Regions from separate parts of the Homo sapiens genome. Here region 1 is linked to region 2. A link is a contact called in ENCODE Hi-C or POLR2A ChIA-PET data. All regions are on one chromosome and are shown on one strand. The core of a region is the stretch at or near the end of the contact, and the rest is flanking DNA. Distances in the headings are between cores, read along the strand shown.

Region 1 (4,941 bases), core at 2,431-4,930, 43 kb before region 2:
TTGCACGCCCACCCCCATTCCTGCTCTTCATTATGGCTGTTGACCAAATTCCCCTTCAGGCACTGGGTCCACATCCAGCCTCCCTTGTCCACACCCACAGCCCTAAGCCCAGGGAACAGCTTGTAACGCTCTCATTTCACTGTTCTTTGAAATAACAAGGTAACTTGGTACAGTGGAAAGACTGCGGTCTTTGAAGTTTGATGGTTTTGTGACCTTAGGCCATTCACCAGCGGTTCCCACTTTGCAAGGTTCCGGTGAGGACCTGGAATAAAGGCTATTCCTGGAACACGAATGGAGAACCCATTTCATAAGCAGTGCTTTCTGTTTGTTAACAGAGGCAGAAATGACATTGACGTAGCCCTCTTCTTTTACTTCTGCTGTGAGGCAGTGACTGTCAGAGCCGTCTTAACTTGATTGCTCCTAGTCCGGAAGGTTCTGTTCCTTTGGGCACAGCAGGGCTGTTTATGTGGAAGAAGGAGCCCTCTGGTGGGCATCAGGAAGAGTTGCAGTTAATTTGCAATTTGCTTGTCTCATTCAAGTGGTTTGCTCTGTTTTTTTAAGACGCACAATCACTGGTTGACCTGGATGCTGCGAGGTTACAAGAGATGAAATATGGAGGAGGCCTTCAGGGAGTTAAGCTATCCAACCCTTTCGTTTTGCTGGGGACCAAAAGATTGCCCGGGACCTCCTTCAGTGCTAAAATCCACCAAGTCTTGGACCAATCTAGACAAATTGGTCCCTTTAGGACTATCCCATTCACTTTGATGCTGGGCAGAAACCAGGCCTCTAAGGGTTGAAGCTCGGGGCTGACGGTTTAAATGGGAGCAAGGGGCTGGGCATGATGGCTCACGCCTGTAATCCCAGCACTTTGGGAGGCCGAGGCGGGTGGATCACCTGAGATCAGGAGTTCGAGACCAGCCTGGCGTAACCCCAACCCTACTAAAAATACAGAAATTATCAGGGTGTGGTGGCAGCTGCCTGTAATCCCAGCTCTCAGGAGGCTGAGGCAGGAGAATCACTTGAACCCGGGAGGTGGAGGTTGCAGTGAGCCGAGATCACACCACTGCCCTTCAGCCTGGGTGACAGAGCATGACTCCGTCTCAAAGTAAATAAATAAAATAAATAAATGGGAGCAAGGATTGAGCAAAGGCTGGAAAGAGAATCAATTTCCTGCAAGGATGGGATGTAAGGGGACCATCAGATTAGAGACATGTATGGGAGGGGAAATGGGGAGCACTGGGTTCTTCAACTGTGTCTAAACTCTGTGATCAAGCTTCCTCTCCATTCCTCTAGGAAGTGGCCTTCATCAAAAGAAAGCCCTATGCTTTCAAATTTATGAACTATTGGCTAATCCGTTTTTCTCTTTTGGCAAGATAATTTCAAGGAGGTTTCTCTCTCCACCAAGGATTTGACGGGTGCGCTGTTACATCCCTTGGGGATGAAAAGGGAAACCCAAGTTGTCCTTTTCTTCCCCTAGTGCTTTGCTGATTTAAAATTAATATTTCCTAACTAATCACTAGAAGAGACTAATGATGGCTTAGTCATCAGGTATGGAACAGGAAGTAAAGAAAAGCACCATGCCCTACAGAAATTGGAGGGAAGACTAAGAACAGGAGACTGCAGTCACCTGGGCTGGAAATTGGCCAGGACCACACAGCTAACTCTTACCACTTAGGTGCAGATGTTTTCATGAGCGGAACACAGCAGCCTTCCAACTTGCTTAGTATCACTTTCCAAATTACTCAAGTGCCACCTTTGTTGCTCCTTGGAAGTTGCCCTTGCAAAGACTTGCCCAGTTCAGTCCCTGCCCAGTGATTCAAAGCTGATCATTTTCCATGGTAAAAAGGTCCTACTATTTACTCCAAGACTTTTGACTCTCCTTTCTATGGTAATGCTGTGCAGAGGAAATTTCTCAGGTTATTATTATAGAACGGTGGTTTTTCAACTGGGGGTGATTTTACTCCCCCTAGCTGCTTCCAGGGATATGTGGCAATGTCTGGAGACATTTTGGTTTTCACAACTTGGTGAGTGCTACTGGCATCACTACCCATAATGGGTAGAGGCCAGGGAGGCTGCTCACCATCTTACATTGACAGGACAGCCCCACAACAAGGAAGTATCCAGCCCCAAATGTCAATCGTGCTGAGGTTGAGAAATCCCGCAGGAAGCCGTGGATCTTTTGATAGGGTTGTGCAATCATCACTACAGTCTAATTTACAATATTTTTATCCCCCTTAGAGAAACTTTTTACTCATTAGTAGTCAGTCCCTATTTCCATATTCTCATCTCCCCCCAGCGCCACCTCTTGGCCCTAAAAAACCACTAATCCACTTTCCATACATTAAAGGATGATACAGTTTCTTACTTCACAGAGTAGTATCATCCCTATTTACAGATAGGGCAACTGAGACCCAGAGAGGTGAATGTCTTACCGCTATTAAAGAGAGGACTCTATTACTCAATCCAAGGCAAGAACAGAGGTCACAACAAACTTTTTCCGTAAAGAGTCAGATAGCGAATATTTTAAGCTTTATGGGCCATATAGTCTCCATTGCAACTACTCATTTCTGCTATTGTAGAGTGAGTGCCGGCATAGACAATATGTAAACAAATTGGTGTGTCTGTGTTCAGATAAAACTTTATGGCCTGTAATCCCAGCACTTTGGGAGGCTGAGGCGGGCAGATCACAAGGTTAGGAGTTCGAGACCAGCCTGACCAAAGAGACCAGCCTGGCCAACATGGTGAAACCCTGTCCCTACTATAAATGCAAAAATTAGCCAGGCATGGTGGTGGGTGCCTGTAACCCCAGCTACTCAGGAGGCTGAGGCAGAATTGCTTGAACCCAGGAGGTGGAAGTTGCAGTGAGGTGAGATTGCACCATTGCACTCCAGCCTGGGCAACAGAGCGAGAATCCAACTCAAACAAAACAAAACAAAAAAACCCACTTTATTTACAAAAACAGTTGAAGGGCCAGATTTGGCCTGCAGGCTCTAGCTTGTCAATCCTGGAATTAAACCATTACAAAAGGCCTCACATTTACTTGGACAACCCCCACCCCTAATTCCTTCTTCTGCTTCCCTAGATCCATCCTCCCAGATGATCGTTACCCTAAAGTTTGTCTTTATCACTCTCTGACTTAAAAAAAAAAATCTGCTTACCTAAGCTGTGTGTTGTCAAAACAATGTGTTATCTTCTTTTACTGGGTTTGAGCTTTCAAAATGTCATCATATGGTGTGTGGTCTTTGGCTTTTAAAAATTCAGTCTTACGTTTCTAACATTTATGGCCATCGTGGATTCATTTTCATCACTGTGTGTAAAATACTTCATGGGGTGAGCATACTACAAGTCTTGTAAACACGCTCTCCTTGATGGACATGTAGGACAGTTTATTTGCCATTATAAACAATTATAAAACAATTCCTCTAGAAGCAGAATTGCTAGGTTAGAGGATTAAAAAGCTATTTATTTATTTATTTTGAGACGGGGTTGCCTAGGCTGGTCTCGAACTCCTGGGCTCAAGCAATCCTCCCACTGAGGCCTCCCAAAATGCTGGGATTACAGGCATGAGACACTGTGCCTGGTTTTTTTTTTTTTTCTTGTAAAAATGCCTGAGACATGTAAATTACACAGAGTCTGGAGTCAGCGTGACTTCCTGGCTAATTTCCACCATTTCTAGCTTTGTCATCTTGGGCAAATTGCTGTGCCTGTTGCTGAATCCTCTTTTCTTTGGGGGGGTGGGGTGCCTATGTGAAATGAAGATAATAATGGTATCCACCTCCTCATGTTGTTGTGAGGATTAAATGAAATAATCCCCGTAAATCTGTTATTAGCACACTGGTAGCACAGTTTAGGAGTTTAAGGAGTTTTTTCCTCACTTTGTATTTGTCACATGACTTCTCCCCACTAGGCTGCGAAGTTAGTAAGGGCAGTGTTAAAAGAAAAACTTCAGCTGAATTAATTTTAAATGAGTTTAATTGAACAATGCATGATTCCCCAATCAGGCAGCCCCCAGAATCACAGCAGATTTAGAGAAACTCCAGGGATGCCCCCTGGTCAGAACAAATTTATAGACAAAGAAAGGGAAGTGCCATACAGAAATCGGCAGTGAGGTACAGAAACAGCTGGATTGGTTACAGGCTGGTGTTTGTCTTATTTGAACACAGTTTGAACACTTAGCAGTCTCTGAGTGGTTGAAGTATGGCTGCTGGGATTGGCCAAGACTCAACTATTGTAATTGTTACAGGTGTATACTCCTAAATTAGGTTTTCAACCTTGTCTGCCTATTAAGCTAGGTTACAGTTCGTCCACAGGGGCTCGAATATAGAAGTACGGAGTCCTTCCCAGGCCGTATTGAGTTTGCATTAACAGCAAACTGGGTACTTTATCTCAGAAACATCAGTATCCACCATATGTCAGTTTTCAAATAAAGGTGTGTGAATGAATGAAATGATGAATGAAGGAATGTGTGAATGTGATCAGAACTGTGGCCCTGCCAGCTGCAGACACAGGTGTCAATGACCTGGGTGTCACAGTTTTGAGCATGGGGGTGAGGAAGGTGGGGAGGCAGCAACCAGCGTAGGACTCCCTCCGACTGGGTGGAGTGACTGCTTTGGGTCTGACCGCATTAGTCATAAGTAATTCCCTGGACTTCTGCCTTGGAGGAAGCCGTGCAGGTTTGCTGAGGGAGGCCCTGAAAGTCTGACTCTTGGAGATGAAGAGTCTGTGAGCTGCTTCTTTCCACTTGTGAGTAGCAGATGAGCTGCAGAAGAACTAACCTGTATTAGTCCGTTCTCACACTTCTATGAAGAAATACCCGAGACTGGTAATTTATAAAGGAAAGAGGTTTATACTTATAATCATGGCAGAAGGCAAAGGAGAAGCAGGCACCTTTTTCACAGGGTGACAGGATGGAGTGAGTACCAGATGATTATATAACCATCA
Region 2 (5,267 bases), core at 1,778-4,277:
AACATAGCAAGACCCTATCTCTTAAGGGAAAAAAAAAGTGTAGAAGCCCTTGACCATCAAGTTATTTTGTAGGAAATCACTGGATCACTTTTAGAATGTGGTGACATGTGCAAACAAAAAAAGTACATTTTAGGAAGATCCCATTGGTAGAATGCAGATCAGATTGGAGGAGGGGATGTGGGCATGTAAGTTTGCAATTGTGATGAGATTTTGCTTGAGGATCTGAATTAGGAGGCTGATGGCGCACATGTAAAGGGGGAGGCACTGTTCACTTGTTATGTGCCAGTTACTGCTGCAGGGACCAAGGATGTAGCCGAGAACCAAACAGATGCCTGCTCTTCTGGAGCTTATGCCATTTGAAGCTCTAAGAATAGATGAGTTCTCCAAGGGAAAGACCATAGAGAAGCAAAAAGTAAGCCTGAAGCATGCCTGTGAGCAAAGAGGGGGAAGTGAAGAAAAGAGCCAGTGGAACAGCTTGCAGAGAACCAGGAAGGGCAACCAATAAGGGAGCATGTCATGCAGGCCAAGCGAGAGAAGACGGCTTCAAGAAGGGGACCAAAAACAGGGCTGATGGCTGCAGAGGATGAATGAAGACAAGACCAAGAAGAGGGCCTGGAATTGACATACAGGAGGTCATTCGGAAGCTTGATCAGAGCAACTCAGTGCAGCGGATGGATGCTAAACTGAGAGGTCAGTAGGAACCATTATAGTTGGGACTTACAATAGAAGTGCTGTCTAGGGAAGAGAGTTGGACGCCCAGCATGCAGGAGGATTTTGATGTGGTCATCATTCTGGCCTGAAGATTTATAGTTTTAAAATCCTAGTTGCATAACAGTAACCGGGGTTGAGCAGGTCCTAGGACCTAACTCATGCCAATCAACTCATAAGAAACTGATTATAACCCCAAATGTCAAGTTAGTAATTTTCAACTAATAATATTTTCCAGTGGTGGGAATATTTGTGTCCATTATCCAGGACACCCTCGTTCCAGTATTAAGCTACTTGGGGAGCTGGATTTTTTAATTTATTTATTATTATTATTATTATTATTTTTTTTTTTGAAATGGAATCTCGCTCTGTCGCCCAGGCTGGAGTGCAGTGGCGCGATCTTGGCTCACTGCAACCTCTGCCTCCTGGGTTCAAGTGCTTCTCCTGCCTCAGCCTCCCGAGTAGCTGGGACTACAGACGCCTGCCACCACGCCCGGCTAATTTTTTTTGTATTTTTAGAAGAGACAGGGTTTCACCGTGTTAGCCAGGATGGTCTCGATTTCCTGACCTCGTGATCTGCCCGCCTTGGCCTCCCAAAGTGCTGGGATTACAGGCGTGAGCCACCGTGCCCGGCCGGAAGCTGGATTTTTAATCAGAAGACTGTGAGATGGTACGGAAGAGAACAACAGGAATGGCTAATCCTGAAATGTATTTCATCCAATCCATGGTGGGAGACTCCTTTGGTGATCTCTCTGCATATCCCTGACTCTTAACCTTGAGGTACACCAAAGCTCAGTTCTTGGACTTGCCTTTCTCTATTTATACTCTGCCCATGGTGAGCTCATCAGCATCATGGTTGTTAGGTTCTAGCAAGTCCCAAATTATGTCTCCAGTCAACTCTCATTTAAACTCTAGACTCATGTGCCCAACTGCCTGCTTCATACCCCCAGCTGGATATCTGTACTCAGCTCAAATTCTGCATGTTCAACACAGAACTCCAACTCTGCCCTATCAAGCCTGCAGCATCCACAGCCTTGCCCTATTAACTGATAGCAACTCCATTATCCTAGTTGCCCAAGTCAAAATCCTTAGTGTCACCTTGACCCTCCCATTTTTCTCATATCCCACATCCAATCTATCAGATAATTCTGTTGACTTCATTCAAATTATCACTAGAACCAGACCACCTTAAACCACGTCCACTGCTATCATCCTGGTCTGAACTGCCATCATCTCTTGCTTGGATTCTCACACTGGCCAGTTCCCAACCAGAGGTGAGGATTTTTTTTTTTTAATGTAAGTCAGATCATGTCACTCCTCTGCTCAAAAGCTTCCCATGGCTCCCCATTTCCAAGGGCACTCCACCTCTCTGACGTCATCTCCTACCATGGTCCCCTGCGCTGACTGCTCCAGCCTTCTGAGCTTCCCTGCATTCCCTAAAACATGCCAAGGGTGCTCCTGCCTCAGACCTTTGCTATGCCCTTTGCCCAGAATACTTTTCCCTCAGGTACCCATCAGGATCACTCCTCGCCGTGCCACTTCAGGAACATGGCTTGACTCTCAGAGAGGCCTTCTCCCACCCCAGACTCCATGCTGCAGCTCCTCCAAACTTGAACTTCCTCTCCTTGCTGTGTTTTTCTCCATTGTCTCTCATTTTCACACTCTTATGATTTACTTATTTTTTTTTTGCAGTCTCCAGCATTAGAATGTAAGCTCTATGTGAGCAGGAATTTTTGTTGGTTTCATGCACTATGGATTCCCAGCACCTGGGACGGGCCTGAACATAAATATTTGAATGAATAAATAAATGAAGGAACAGATTACTCCTGTCCCATGAGAGTTCTTCAGCAGTTATACCCAAGGGAGTGTCTTTTGTTTCTGGATCTTGCTGGACAAGAATCCTACTCCCTTTCCAGTGAGCCCTGGGCCATCCACAGATCCAGCCTCACCTACAGATGCTCTGTGGAAGGGTGGGAACAGGAGCAACAGGAAGGGGTCCACCTCCTGCTTCGGTCAGGACACCTGCACACCTTCCTGAGGTTACATGCGGAGGACCGTAAGCTCATTTATTCAAACAAATATTTCAGACGACCTCTTTGACTACTTCAGCAGCATCCAGAGGGAAGCCGTCACTTCAGAAACATTTGCTGATCGCCCTGGTATGTGACCAGCACGTGATTGTTTTCTCAAAAATTTGCATCAGTGGAAAGGCAGAGGCAGCAGTAGAGAAGGAGGTAGGAAAGAAAAAATGGGAGGAGGAGCAAGGTCTCAGAACCACGCATAGGACTGTCTGTACTATGGCCCGGAGCCCTTGGATGTAGAAATAGAACACGCTGTGCTTTGAGTCAGCATCTGATAAAATAATCTCAGAGTAAGAAACAGTGCTGAGGAATAGTGTTTAGTGCTTTCAGGCTGGCTTTGCCTGTACCAGGTACGTACCTGCATGCTGGGCCCCTGAGCCAAAAAAACTCCCATTCACACCAGTGAGTGTGATTTTAGACTCATTCTGCATTGTTGACCAATAACCACACTTACATCATTTATATTTACTGAGTTGAAAAATCCAGGATCTATTATATGTTCTAACCCGATTTTAAGCTTCAGGAAGAGCAAAGAAAAAGGCAATGTTTCAGGGAACAAGTCCTCCAGCGCACACAAGGGGATGACTCTATTTTTAGTGCATGTGTTAACATGCAGCTATATTTTGGGGAGGATTCTTTTTCCACTTCCAATGGACTTTTAATTGGCAAAAGTTTTAATATCAAAACGTGCACCATTCCCCAATCGAAGCATGTCACAAACTGCCCCATGCCCTGAATACTAAATAAATCTGAATTAAAATAAAAATAGAGACAGCAAAGGGATTAACAGTTCCTTGCTCTTTCCTATTCATGAAAGCCAAGCCTTGAAGGTGGCCCATGAAGCAGAACTAAGCCCTGGTTTTTCAACTGGTTTTCCCAGGTTGAGGGGAAAAAGTAGGGGTTAAAAACAAGGCCTTTATATCATGCAAAGAGCTAACCTCAGCACCCCCTGCTCCCAGATGTCTCTGATAGAGCTGTTTCCCTAAACTTTCAGAACCCTGGCAGCTCCCCCAGTTTCCAGTCATCTCCTGGGGGTGGCATGTAATGGAATGTAAATTTACATGTAACATAGTTGAGGGTCCGTTCTCTTTCAATCTGTTGGACTAGGTAGACGTGGTTAGTTTCCTGCTAGAAAAGGGATGCTTTCTGACATCTCATGAAAGTTCTTAGAAGAAACTGCAGCCCAAAGAAGTTAAATGACTTCCCTGAAGGGTTACAGGTGTGGAGGAGCAGAACAGGACTAGAACCCTGGTCCATTTTTTAAGAGATGGGGCTCTCACTTTGTTGCCCAGGCTGGCCTTGAACTCCTGGCTTAAACGATCCTCCCACCTCAGCCTCCCAAACAGCTGGAACTACAGGCATACAATATGGTTCCTTGTTTGGAACTCAAATGGGCACCCAGGATTACTGACAACGGACAAATTCAACAGTCCTAATTTAACAATATTGAATATTTATTTCGAGGAAGTCATGGGGCTAACTGCTCTCCCGCTCCTAGCACCTGATCCTTACGCTGGCAGGGAAGGGACCCGCATCAGGAGGATAAATCCACATGGAGTGGTGCGGTGGGGTCGGGAGGAGGAGATCTGCAGCACCCACCCAGGAGCTGGCCAGGGCAATCTCCAGACAGAGTCGGGGTGAGCAAGGAACCGTGGGGCGTCCCCCAGCAACAGGGATTCACCTCTCCTGAGGTGAGGTTTCTAGGGAGGACTAGCAGGGGCAAGATGAAATTGCCCCCTCACCTGGTTTTACCCTCCAGTGCTGAGAAATTAATCAGGTGGCTGGGCACAGTGGCTCACACCTGTAATCCCAGCACTTTCGGAGGCCGAGGCAGGGAGAGATCACGAGGTCAGGAGATCAAGACCATCCTGGCCAATGTGGTGAAACCCCGTCTCTACTAAAAATACAAAAATTAGGTGGGTGTGGTGGTGCACGCCTATAGTCCCAGCTACTTGGGAGGCTGAGACAGAATTGCTTGGGCCCAGGAAGTGGAGGCTGCAGTGAGCCGAGATCGCGCCACTGCACTCCAGCCTGGGCGACAGAGCGAGACTCCATCTCAAAACAAAACAGAAAAAATCAGGGAAAACCTCATTAACCCTTTGGGACCAGAGAGGGAGAGAGCCCCCAGGTGCCACGTGTCTCCCATGCCCATGCTTCTACTTGACCTCTCTACTTTGGCAGACCTAGCTGAAAGGTGTAGGTGTGTTTTCCTCCTGTGGAATTCATTCCCCTGGCCATCTATAATCCACTCTCAAGCAAGGCAACAGGCAGGCATTTACCTAAGTTGTAATCTTATCTGGAGATGTTCCCAAGTGTGGCCCAGACTTGTGTTTTCCAACAAAAGTCTGACTCATTGTTGTACACAATCATTTGTTTTATTTGAAAACATGTCTACACTGCATTGAGCACCAACACAGGTGTGACCAAGAAACCCACAGTCCTGTCCCCGCAGGCACTGGGTCCAGTGTATGACTTGGG

The links. A loop is a pair of places that touch in the nucleus more often than their neighbours do. ChIA-PET counts read pairs that join two places held with the same protein, here RNA polymerase II (POLR2A).
Region 1: a map of prostate gland shows a loop between it and region 2 (2.6-fold over the local background). The contact joins two enhancer-like sites. A Hi-C loop is called at or near these places in 2 of 168 maps with a recorded cell type or tissue (endothelial cell of hepatic sinusoid and prostate gland). POLR2A ChIA-PET finds 5 or more read pairs at or near these places in 3 of 52 experiments (A673, MCF 10A and OCI-LY7).

Annotation. Positions count from the first base shown.
Region 1 is chr1:13,661,395-13,666,335 of GRCh38, reverse strand. No RefSeq gene overlaps it. Among named protein-coding and RNA genes, the nearest start is that of PRDM2, 36 kb to the left of the region's middle. Within about 2 kb of position 3,680, at least 2 of the 41 ENCODE cell types and tissues checked have a DNase peak (open chromatin) inside an H3K27ac peak, as active enhancers do.
Region 2 is chr1:13,617,836-13,623,102 of GRCh38, reverse strand. It overlaps PDPN (podoplanin), which reads right to left. Exons shown (of 6, transcript NM_006474.5): 6 at 5,146-5,267. Among named protein-coding and RNA genes, the nearest start is that of PDPN, 37 kb to the right of the region's middle. Within about 2 kb of position 3,027, at least 6 of the 41 ENCODE cell types and tissues checked have a DNase peak (open chromatin) inside an H3K27ac peak, as active enhancers do.